Linked DNA regions of Homo sapiens: regions 1 and 3 are each linked to region 2. A link is a contact called in ENCODE Hi-C or POLR2A ChIA-PET data. All regions are on one chromosome and are shown on one strand. Each heading gives the region's core, a stretch centred on a gene start or an enhancer-like site at or near the end of the contact. The rest is flanking DNA. Distances are from core to core; before and after follow the strand shown. Region 1 has its middle 23 kb from the start of SEC61B. Region 2 overlaps LOC101928438 (a long non-coding RNA gene). Region 3 overlaps NAMA (non-protein coding RNA, associated with MAP kinase pathway and growth arrest).

Region 1 (2,943 bases), core at 55-2,554, 420 kb after region 2:
CTGTGTGCTTGCTTCTTCAAAAAGAAGACTATACCAGGGCAGAAGATATTCCTATAAATACTTATGATTGACATCTGTAAATATTTATAGTATTAACTTTTTGTGGACACACAGTAGGGTGGGGCGGGGGTACTGGCATCCAGGGGAAGGGTAGATGTTTTCGTTGTTTCTATCCTGTAAGGACTGTCTGATGGCTACAAGTGTTAACGAAAAGCCAAACTGTATTGATCACATTTAAAAGCTCTCTCTCCAGAGTGGGCTATGCCACACTGCAGTATATTTATACAACGGAATACTCTATAGCTATTAAAATGAATAAAACATAGCTACATGGTACAACAGGGGTGAATCTCACAAACAAAGCAAAAAATGCAAGTCACGAAGAAGACATACAGTGTGATTTCATTCATATAAAATTCACAAACAGCTAAGTCCACTCTATCATACTGCGATGCATACATACATCGTAAAATCAAAAAGAAAAGCAAGAAAATGATTCTCACAAAAGGGAGGCTGGTGATGACCTGGGGAGGGGACACTGGGAGGTTAGGGGTGCTTGCAAAGCTCCCTTTCCTGGCCTGAGTGGTGGTTACACAGGGGTTTCCTTAATTATAATGTAATTTGTGTAATTACAATGCATTAAGATGTATTTTTTAAAAACATTTTCTCTTCGTATAGATCACATTACTCAAAAAAACGAGGAAAGCTGAAGCAAATATGACAATATTAACTAATCTCAATACCTGAATATCTGAATTAATTCAATTAATGAATTAATTGAATATCTCAAACTCTGCTGGGTCTATATCATTAATTATTATACTGCTATATGAAAAAAGCCAGGCCAAAAAAAAGATTACATACATTATATATGGAATTTGATATTCCATTTGTATAAATTTCCAGAAAATGCAACCTAACCTAGAGTGGGAGAAAGCAGACCAGTGGGTGCCCGGGGGCAGGGCTTTCAAAGGAGCCCAGGGAAACTGTTGGGGATGATAGATACGTTGATTATAATGATGGTTTTGCAGTGTATACTTTCATTAAAATGTATCAAGTTATACTCTTTAAATATGTGCAGTTTATTCTATGTCAGCTATACATCAACAAAGCAGTTAAAAAAAAACTCCCCTGTGCCTTTTCATATGTTTCTCATAGTCTTCAGTATGCATATACCGCTTTGGAAATGAGGAAGATACTTTTAAATGGTCAGAGAAACCTAAGTACCTTGAAGCTGTCTACCAGAGTTGTATGTATGCTTGTGGTCAGTCATGGGTTTCAATTATGTCAATGTATTTCTGTTCTGCTTTTGATAGAAAAAAGACCTCCACGCTCTTCCCTTCTGTCTTTTCTCCTCTCTCCCCTCTTTCTTTTCCCCTCTTCTCTCTGTCCCTCTCTCTCTCCCTCCCTTCCTTCTTCCCAGTCTCCCTTCCCCTTCTCTCTCCTTCTCCCCTTCTCCTCACTCTATTTCCTTTCTCTCTGTCCCTCTCTCTCCTCCCACCCTTCCTTATCAGTCTATTTCCTTTCTCTGTCTTTCTCTCTTTCTCTTTTTCTTTCTCTATCGCTCTTCTTCCCCCTCCTCTCTCTATCTCCCTCTCTCCTTTTCTCTTTGGTTCTCAGTCTTACTCTCTATCAGAAAACACTTTTCTTCAACTGAGCAGGCAGCTTTGGGAGACATGACAACACTCATAATAATGACAAACAATCATTTCTGTCATTTAATAGCATTTTATAGTTCACAACATGATTTCTCATATCTGTCTTCTGATTCTCACAACAATCCTTGGGTATAGTAACAGGAAAATAAAAAGCAACTGTAACCACTTCTGCCTTATAAGGAGGGTGGTAAATTTCACAACAGTGGGAAAGTAAATTTCTTTACTGCCCCTTCCACTTTCAGAGACTGTTAGTGAAGACAGCAGATGAAGGACAGAGACATTTCTTCTGCTCCAGTTCCCCACCCTTCAGCAATGGCATGGCCTCTTAGTTTTAATTAAAAAATGCATCCCTGGCTATGCAAAGATACATCCAGAGCTGAATTGAGGGTTGCGGCAAACACTGCTGTTGGCCTATCCAAAATATATTCTTTAGGGCCCTGACTTTTTGGTGAGCAGAAATGTGTCCCCACTAAAAAATTAGATTTCTTATCCTCCCTTCTAGATAAGAGCGGTCATGTGACTACCTTCAGGCTAATGGAATGAAGAAACTATTGTGTAGGATTGGAAATGCTCCCTAAAAAAGTGGCTGACTCTGTTGGCAGGTCTCTTGTTGACCTTCCTTCTTCCTCTACCCGAAATATGGATGTAATAACTGGTGCTGCGGCAGCCACTCTGCAGGTATGAGGTGGCCTTGATTGAGGACAGTGAGCTTGTGCTAAGTACACCAAAACAGAAACACAAGAGGAGATAAGGACATTAATGAGATGGTAGCATTACCACATCAGCCCTGGAATGCTTCTGTGGTTTGGATGTGTCCCCTCACCTCAAATTCAGGCGTTGCCAATGTAATATATTTAGTGTGGCTTTTTAGAGGTGGTCAGGTTATGAGGGCTTCTTCTTTGTTAGTGGAATTAAGGTCATTTTTAAAAAGCCTTCACACAGCAGGATTTGGCTAGCTTGCTCTTCACCTCTTCTGCCATATGAGCATGCAGCATCCTGCCCTTATAGTGGATGCAGTCTTACCAGACAATGAAACCGAACCTCCTAGTGCCTTGATATTGGACTTCAACACCTCCAGAACTATGAGGAATACACTTCCATTGTTTATACATTACCAGTCTGTGGTATTCTATCATAGCAGCCCAAAATGGACAAGCCAAATGCCTACTTCAAGACTTCTTTTACCTGAGAGAAAAACCTTAGACCTCATTTAAGGCATATTATACAGGTCTCTGTTGGGCCAAAATATAGTTTCTAAATGATAGAGAATTGATGAGCTTAGTGA
Region 2 (2,859 bases), core at 198-2,697:
AGTGAATAAACAAATAAAATACATGTATTGTGTGGGATTAAAACAGTAGCAAAAGGGATTATTGAAATTACTCAGTCCCACTTTTATGGTTTTTCTAATGCTTGTTTTAGCTGTTTTTATCTAAACAGCTGTTTTAGCTGTTTGAGGGAAGTGAAGTCCTGGAATCTCTCTGCCTCAACAATGTACACTAGAGTATTGAAAACAATTATGATTTATCTTGCCAGAAGATACTTTTCTTTTCCCACCTTGATAACCCTTGGTGTTAAAGTGAGAGACAATATGGTATAGTGGAGAGTGTTTTAGACTCAGATTTGCATTTAGGCTTCATAAGAGTGGGAAATCATTCCTTTTTCATACAGCTAGTATGATAATTAAGTCAGTTAACACCTATGGTAGCTTTTTTTTTTAAGTACTAGCAATATAAGCCATTATTATTTCTTAGGCTGATGCAACAAATAATCCAGAAATATCTGACTCTAGTCTTTCTTGATGTAGTTAAATATTTATTTTGTTTTCCATGGTGTTTGCCCTTTAAGCAATAACAATAAAAGAAAAAGAGATAATTATCTTTAAGAGAAATTAGCATCCAAAACGCCTCAGCTACTATATCTTTTGTCACTTAGCTAGTGCATGGCTTACAGTGGATGTTCAATACATGTTGAGCATCCACTGTTGAATGAGGAATGAATGGAATAGATTTATCCCACCCTTAAGATAGAAGGATAGTCATGGTGACTTTTTAGCAGAGAGAACCACAATTCGCTGACCACTCTTAAAAAGCATCTGTGAAGCCGTGATCAACTAGGGCTAGGGCTCTCCATACACTGTGTATGATATATGTTATTAGGTTTCAGATTGGCTTGTATTAGTTCTAACCAATCGGTACATTTTAATTAATGAAGTTTAACATTTGTTGAGTACTTTGTAGTTCATGAAGCACTTTCGTGTCAATATGTCCTAGAATATTATGGAGTCTTACTGATCCTATATAACATAGATGAGGAAATAAAATTTAAAGAAATTAAGTAACTTGTTTAAGGTAACATAGAAAGCGAGAAGCAGAATCTTGCTGTGAACTCAGGTCATCTGGGTCCAAGCTCAGGGCACCATGACCTGAGACTCCTGCCCTGGCCGCTGCTACTGTGGTGCTTAAGCGTTTTGCCTCTGAGTTTCTGCAGTGCCTAGGATGAGATACTGGGAGGCAATTTGGTTTTGGAGGTGCGGAGGGGGAAGCTGGCTGTTCCACAGTTGCTTGCTGAGCCATCTGCTCTCTCTTCCTCTTCAGAAATGATGCATTTGTTACTGTGGGCTGCTTTTGCTGAATACTTGGATTATGTCACTTTCTCTGTTTGTCACATGTGGGGCATTTGGTGACATGCAACTCAGCCTACATTGGTTTTCCTACGTAATGTGATGGGTACAGGCACATTTGCTTTCATTTCAATGTCTGAACAATTTTAATGCCATTTAGACAAGAGTCACATGTCTGTGCAACAATAGAAGACTTCTCACTTTCAACTTCCTTTTTTTGTACAGTGCTAATAGAAATTGGGGGGAAAATTACATACACACATGTGCACACACATACGACACAAACAAACCAAAGGATCCTATCGATTAAGTTGGACACTGGTCAACTGTGTCATGGAGTTTTGTACTAGTAGCAGTACTTGTGTGTGCAGGTTTATCTGTTACAATTTAGTATCCAAATCTGTTCATGTTTAGTAATAATTATTAACAATTATCCTGGAATAATTTGTAAGTGAACCGGTGGTTGCAAGGCTTATGTGTGGGTGGGAGAATTAATTTTTATCTCTGTGGGAATATTTGGTAAGATGATTAGGAAGCAACAGACTTAGGTTAGTGCTGCTGCTGATTTGCTTTATGGCCTTGGGGAAGTGATTTCACCTCTTTAGGCCCAGTTATTCTGTCTATAAAATGATGAGTACAAAAGGTCTCTGATAATTCCAGCTCTGTGGATCTATAATTAATTGACCTTGTAATATATAGGAATTAGAGAAGACATACATGGGGTATATTTTCTGAGAATAGAGAAATGGCTTCAAACATTCTGTTTTTTTCTTTGTGAGTAGAAAGAAGAATTATAGGAGAGGTGTCAGGTTGCGCAGATATCTCTGAGCGTGGCTAGGGTATGGAGCTTATTGTTTAGATATAATGTCTATATAAGCAACATTTTGTCAAACAAAAGACTGAAAAATTCTTTTTTTTTCATTCATTTTCATTTCTGAGAATGTTGAGTGCCTTCATGGTTTATTAGGGTATTTAGAATCCCACAAAACTTGATGGGTGGTAACTTATCTCAAGTTGGATTTATTAAGTTCTTCGCTGTTCAAATATATAGTGAGTGCTTACTATGCACCAACCACTGTACTTGATGCTGGAGGTTCAAGGGTGAATTTAATTCATTATTTGACCTCAAGGGATTCCTAATCTGATGACAAAGGCAGGTCTGTAAACAGTACAAGTGCAATAACAAGAAGAATGTACAAATTAACATGGTTGGCAAGGAAGAAGGAGGAAGCAACCTGCTGGGAAAGACTGATGAAGAAAAGATAACACAAAGTAGATCTTAAATGATGGGAAGATTATTTCCAGGTGGAAGTAGTATACGAAGGACAGGCTAAGCCAAAGGAACAAGAGATAGGAAGATACAGAGGTGTGAAATGCATGTGCAATATTGGGCAGTAACAAATAGTGTAGTGTGGCTGGAGTATGCATGAAATGTAGGTTGACTAGGCTGGAGAGAGAGTTTAGAGCCCAAGTGTGAAGAACCTTGATGCCAGTCTAAAGAGTCTGAGTTTTGCTCTATTTCTGGCAAAGGACTTTAAACAGTAGAGT
Region 3 (3,221 bases), core at 646-3,145, 290 kb after region 2:
ATAAGCCTGGTGCTGTGCTAGGCACTGGGGATATGGCCTGAACAAGGTCATCCAGACCCTTCCCTAAGAAGTTAGACTCCAGTGGGGAGACCGTTGGATAAACAGGCAACTCCAACACAGAGTAACAAGCATTCTGGTGGTGGAGGGACTTGCAGGCTCTGTTGGAAGGCAGGGGAGGGCACCACACCCAGATGCAGTAGTGGGCCTCTTGATTCATTTTCCAAATATACAAAAATGACTTGGGTTTGCAGAAGGAGTGAAAAAAAAAATAAAAGGTAGTTGCTGTGGGAGGGGAGATAGATCCAAGAAGGCTTCCTAGAAGAAGTGGGCAGCCTTCTGGAACTGGGGCCCTGAAGGATGGGTAGGATCCTGATGTGCAGAGACTTGGAGGAGAAGTATTGTAGCCTAAGGAAACAGCATGGTCCCTGCAAAGGCATGAAGGGGGAGATTCCCGAGTGTAATCACCCACCTTCAGACCCTGTGTAGGCACCGTATAGGATAGGGTAGGGTAGCAGGTGACACAGCTGGAAAAGCAGATGGGGGTCAAGTCGGGCCTTCCAAGGTTTGGACTTTATCTTACAGGCAGTGGGGAGCTGTTGAGAGCATTTTGAGTGGGGCAGTGACACTGCTGGCTCTGCATTTTGGAAAGGTGGTTTTCAGAGCAGTTTGGATGATGCTGGGGAGTAGCTGACAGGTTGAAGATCAGTCCTGAGGAGCAGGTCAGTGAAACATGATAAGGGCATTGGCATTCAGTCTGGGGCGTGAGCAGTGAGGCGGTCACCCAGGCTGGCTTGAGGGGCAGCACAAGCACACAAGCCCAAATCATATCCGAGGAGAAGTGCAGATCCACTTGGAGGAGCCAGGTTTGCCTTACATCCAAGAGGCAAGCTCAAGGCTAGTGATGAGCCAGAGGGCAGGGGCAGAGCAGATGAAGGGACTCCATGAGAGCGCAGGGCCAGGGTGGGACGCCAGGGCCGCTAGTGTGAGGGCTACTGCTGGAAAGGGCCGCAGGGCCCGAATTGAATGTGGGTGTGCATGAGTGCATGTATGTGTGTTGGGCGTATGTGTGGATAGTGATGCATGCATGCACATGTCCTGGGCTGGGAGGAGAGGGCACTGGGTTAAAGGGTGACAGACTAGGGGATAATGAGGGCCCCCAAAGGCTTGGAGGGGAGACACACAGGCAGGAGTAGGTCTTAACACCCACATGGGCACTCAACCCTTGGCCATCTCTGTAGCTGCAGAAAGCAGAGCAGTGAGCTTCCCAAAACAGTTTTGTTGCCTTGGTCATGCATCATACTGGAAGGCAGCGCCTGCAGCAACTCCCAGCTGTCCAGCTCAGGAGTCCCGCCACTGTGCCCCAGGCACCTACTTAGCACGTGATACCAGAGACACAGACATGAAAACCCGGTCTTAAAAACAAAAACAAAAACAAAAAACTTGAATCAAACTCCTTTCCGGCACTTTCCACTGATTTTCTAGACGTTTGTCCTCTGTGCTCAGGGCTGAGGAAACCGGCTTGCCTGCAGGCTGGTCGTTCCAGGGGGTTCCTTTGAAAACTTCCTGCGGTGTCCAGGAGCGAGCAGCCTGCTGCACACAGGACGCAATGCCTGCTGAAATCCCAGATGAAAGTGAGCGGCATCGCCGAGACAAGGCTAGATCCTTTTCAGCACAGCGATCCCTTCCTTCCTCCTTTCCTCCCACAGCTCGGCTAGAGTTTTCTGCCCAGAGGAACTCTGTGAGAGCGTTTCAGAGCCATCCGGGCCGCTTGCCCCCAATAGGGCTACGCTGGCTGGCTGACCCCCCTCCTGCTGGGGGGTACTGTACCCACGGCCCGGGGCTTCTCTATCCCTCTCCTCCCCTCCCGCTGCTGACGCACGCTTCCTATAATAAGCCTCTGTTACTTGGAGCAGGGGCGGCTCCGTAGTAAGCCGAAACCGCTACTATATTTACACCCTTTCCACATTTAGACAAAGGCTATTTTTAACAGAAGGTCTATTTGTGGGGGTTGCCCACGTCACACTGTTCACATGCATCTCACCATCCTCAGTCTGTTCTTCTGATTTCACACTTGTACCGGGCCTCTCTCCTTCTCTCTCTCCCCTTCTCTCCATCATTTTTCTTTCGTTTATTTCTTCCTTTCTCCAATGTCCTTCCTTTCTTTAATCAGATTGAGGTCTTTGGCAGGCTATTTTGCCAGAGTCCTTCAGGGGACAGCGAGGCCCTGTCCTCACGGAGCAGAGTGGGCAGTGCGGCCACGTGCTGGGCTGTGAACTGTTCTTGGCACCTACTGTGGGGACCAGCAGAGACCCCAGTCCCCAGAGGCTCCATATGGGCCTGTTCTGCCTCCAAGTTTATGTGGGCAGGATGCTGGGATCATGACAGCCTGGCCTTTTCTCCTCATGCCAGTCTAGTTTTATTGGTGGGAGAGGAGAGTGTGTGTGTGTGTGTGTGTGTGTGTGTGTGTGTGTGTGTGTGTGTGTGTGTGTTGGGGAAGGGGTGGTGAGCAAGGTCAGAGGAAAATAAGTCAATGGGGTCATCATTCATGCAGAACACTTTTTCAACTTAAATATTAATTTTATCAGATTTGTCTAAGATGACAGAGTTTTTGTTTGGGTGAAAGGAGGTTTCATATTTCCTAGATTCATAATCCACTTAGGAAAAAGGAGGGGGGATGCACGGAGTTAGCACATATTAAGTGCCTGCTGTAGTCAAGCCCTGTTGGACACCAGGGACATCTGGACCTTGACAACGGAGCGAAGGGGTGGTCCTGCCTGCACCAGGTTTCAGGTGAGGAGATTGAGGCCCACAGAGATCCGGGACTGGCCTCACTTAGCTGGTAAGTGGCTGTGCTGGGACTTAAATCTATGTGTCTGGCTACCAACTGCATGCTGGCCCCAAATCTCAGACCTCCCCCATTGTTACTTTTTCGGCTCTCTAAAAAATCAGCAATCTTCATTAACACTGTTTCTGTTATTTTCTTTCCCTCGTTCTGCTCCTCTCCTCACCCTCCCACCCCAATGAGAAGAGACCTTTCCCACCTCAGAACCCCATCTGCACTTCCTTGGTCTACTTCTTCAGTTGATGAGTCATCTGAAATACAGACATGTCAGAATCTAAAAAGGACACCAGAAAAGGCCTTGTGGGCACTAAAGGGTCCCAGAGAAACCCCATGTTGTCAAATCCCATGTTTTTCCTCCCAACAGTCAATTTGGATTATA

Evidence for each region. Hi-C counts contacts between places; a loop is a spot of excess contacts on that map. ChIA-PET counts read pairs that join two places held with the same protein, here RNA polymerase II (POLR2A). Pooled maps may share reads with other maps.
Region 1: a loop to region 2 is called in a pooled map, with 5 times the contacts of the local background. The contact joins two enhancer-like sites. A Hi-C loop is called at or near these places in 1 of 37 single-sample maps with no recorded cell type and 3 of 50 pooled maps. POLR2A ChIA-PET finds 5 or more read pairs at or near these places in 1 of 52 experiments (OCI-LY7).
Region 3: a loop to region 2 is called in a pooled map, with 4 times the contacts of the local background. The contact joins two enhancer-like sites. A Hi-C loop is called at or near these places in 2 of 37 single-sample maps with no recorded cell type and 2 of 50 pooled maps. POLR2A ChIA-PET finds 5 or more read pairs at or near these places in 1 of 52 experiments (Panc1).

What each region holds. Positions count from the first base shown.
Region 1 is chr9:99,243,417-99,246,359 of GRCh38, reverse strand. No RefSeq gene overlaps it. Among named protein-coding and RNA genes, the nearest start is that of SEC61B, 23 kb to the right of the region's middle. Within about 2 kb of position 1,304, at least 3 of the 41 ENCODE cell types and tissues checked have a DNase peak (open chromatin) inside an H3K27ac peak, as active enhancers do.
Region 2 is chr9:99,658,904-99,661,762 of GRCh38, reverse strand. The region is part of intron 3 of LOC101928438 (a long non-coding RNA gene); the gene reads left to right. Among named protein-coding and RNA genes, the nearest start is that of NR4A3, 160 kb to the left of the region's middle. Within about 2 kb of position 1,447, at least 2 of the 41 ENCODE cell types and tissues checked have a DNase peak (open chromatin) inside an H3K27ac peak, as active enhancers do.
Region 3 is chr9:99,367,230-99,370,450 of GRCh38, reverse strand. It overlaps NAMA (non-protein coding RNA, associated with MAP kinase pathway and growth arrest), which reads left to right. Exons shown (of 6, transcript NR_102271.1): 4 at 2,643-2,790. All of the region lies in intron 2 of LOC124902232 (a long non-coding RNA gene), which reads right to left. Among named protein-coding and RNA genes, the nearest start is that of NAMA, 6.4 kb to the left of the region's middle. RefSeq lists enhancers at 781-1,362, 1,849-1,898. Within about 2 kb of position 1,895, at least 15 of the 41 ENCODE cell types and tissues checked have a DNase peak (open chromatin) inside an H3K27ac peak, as active enhancers do.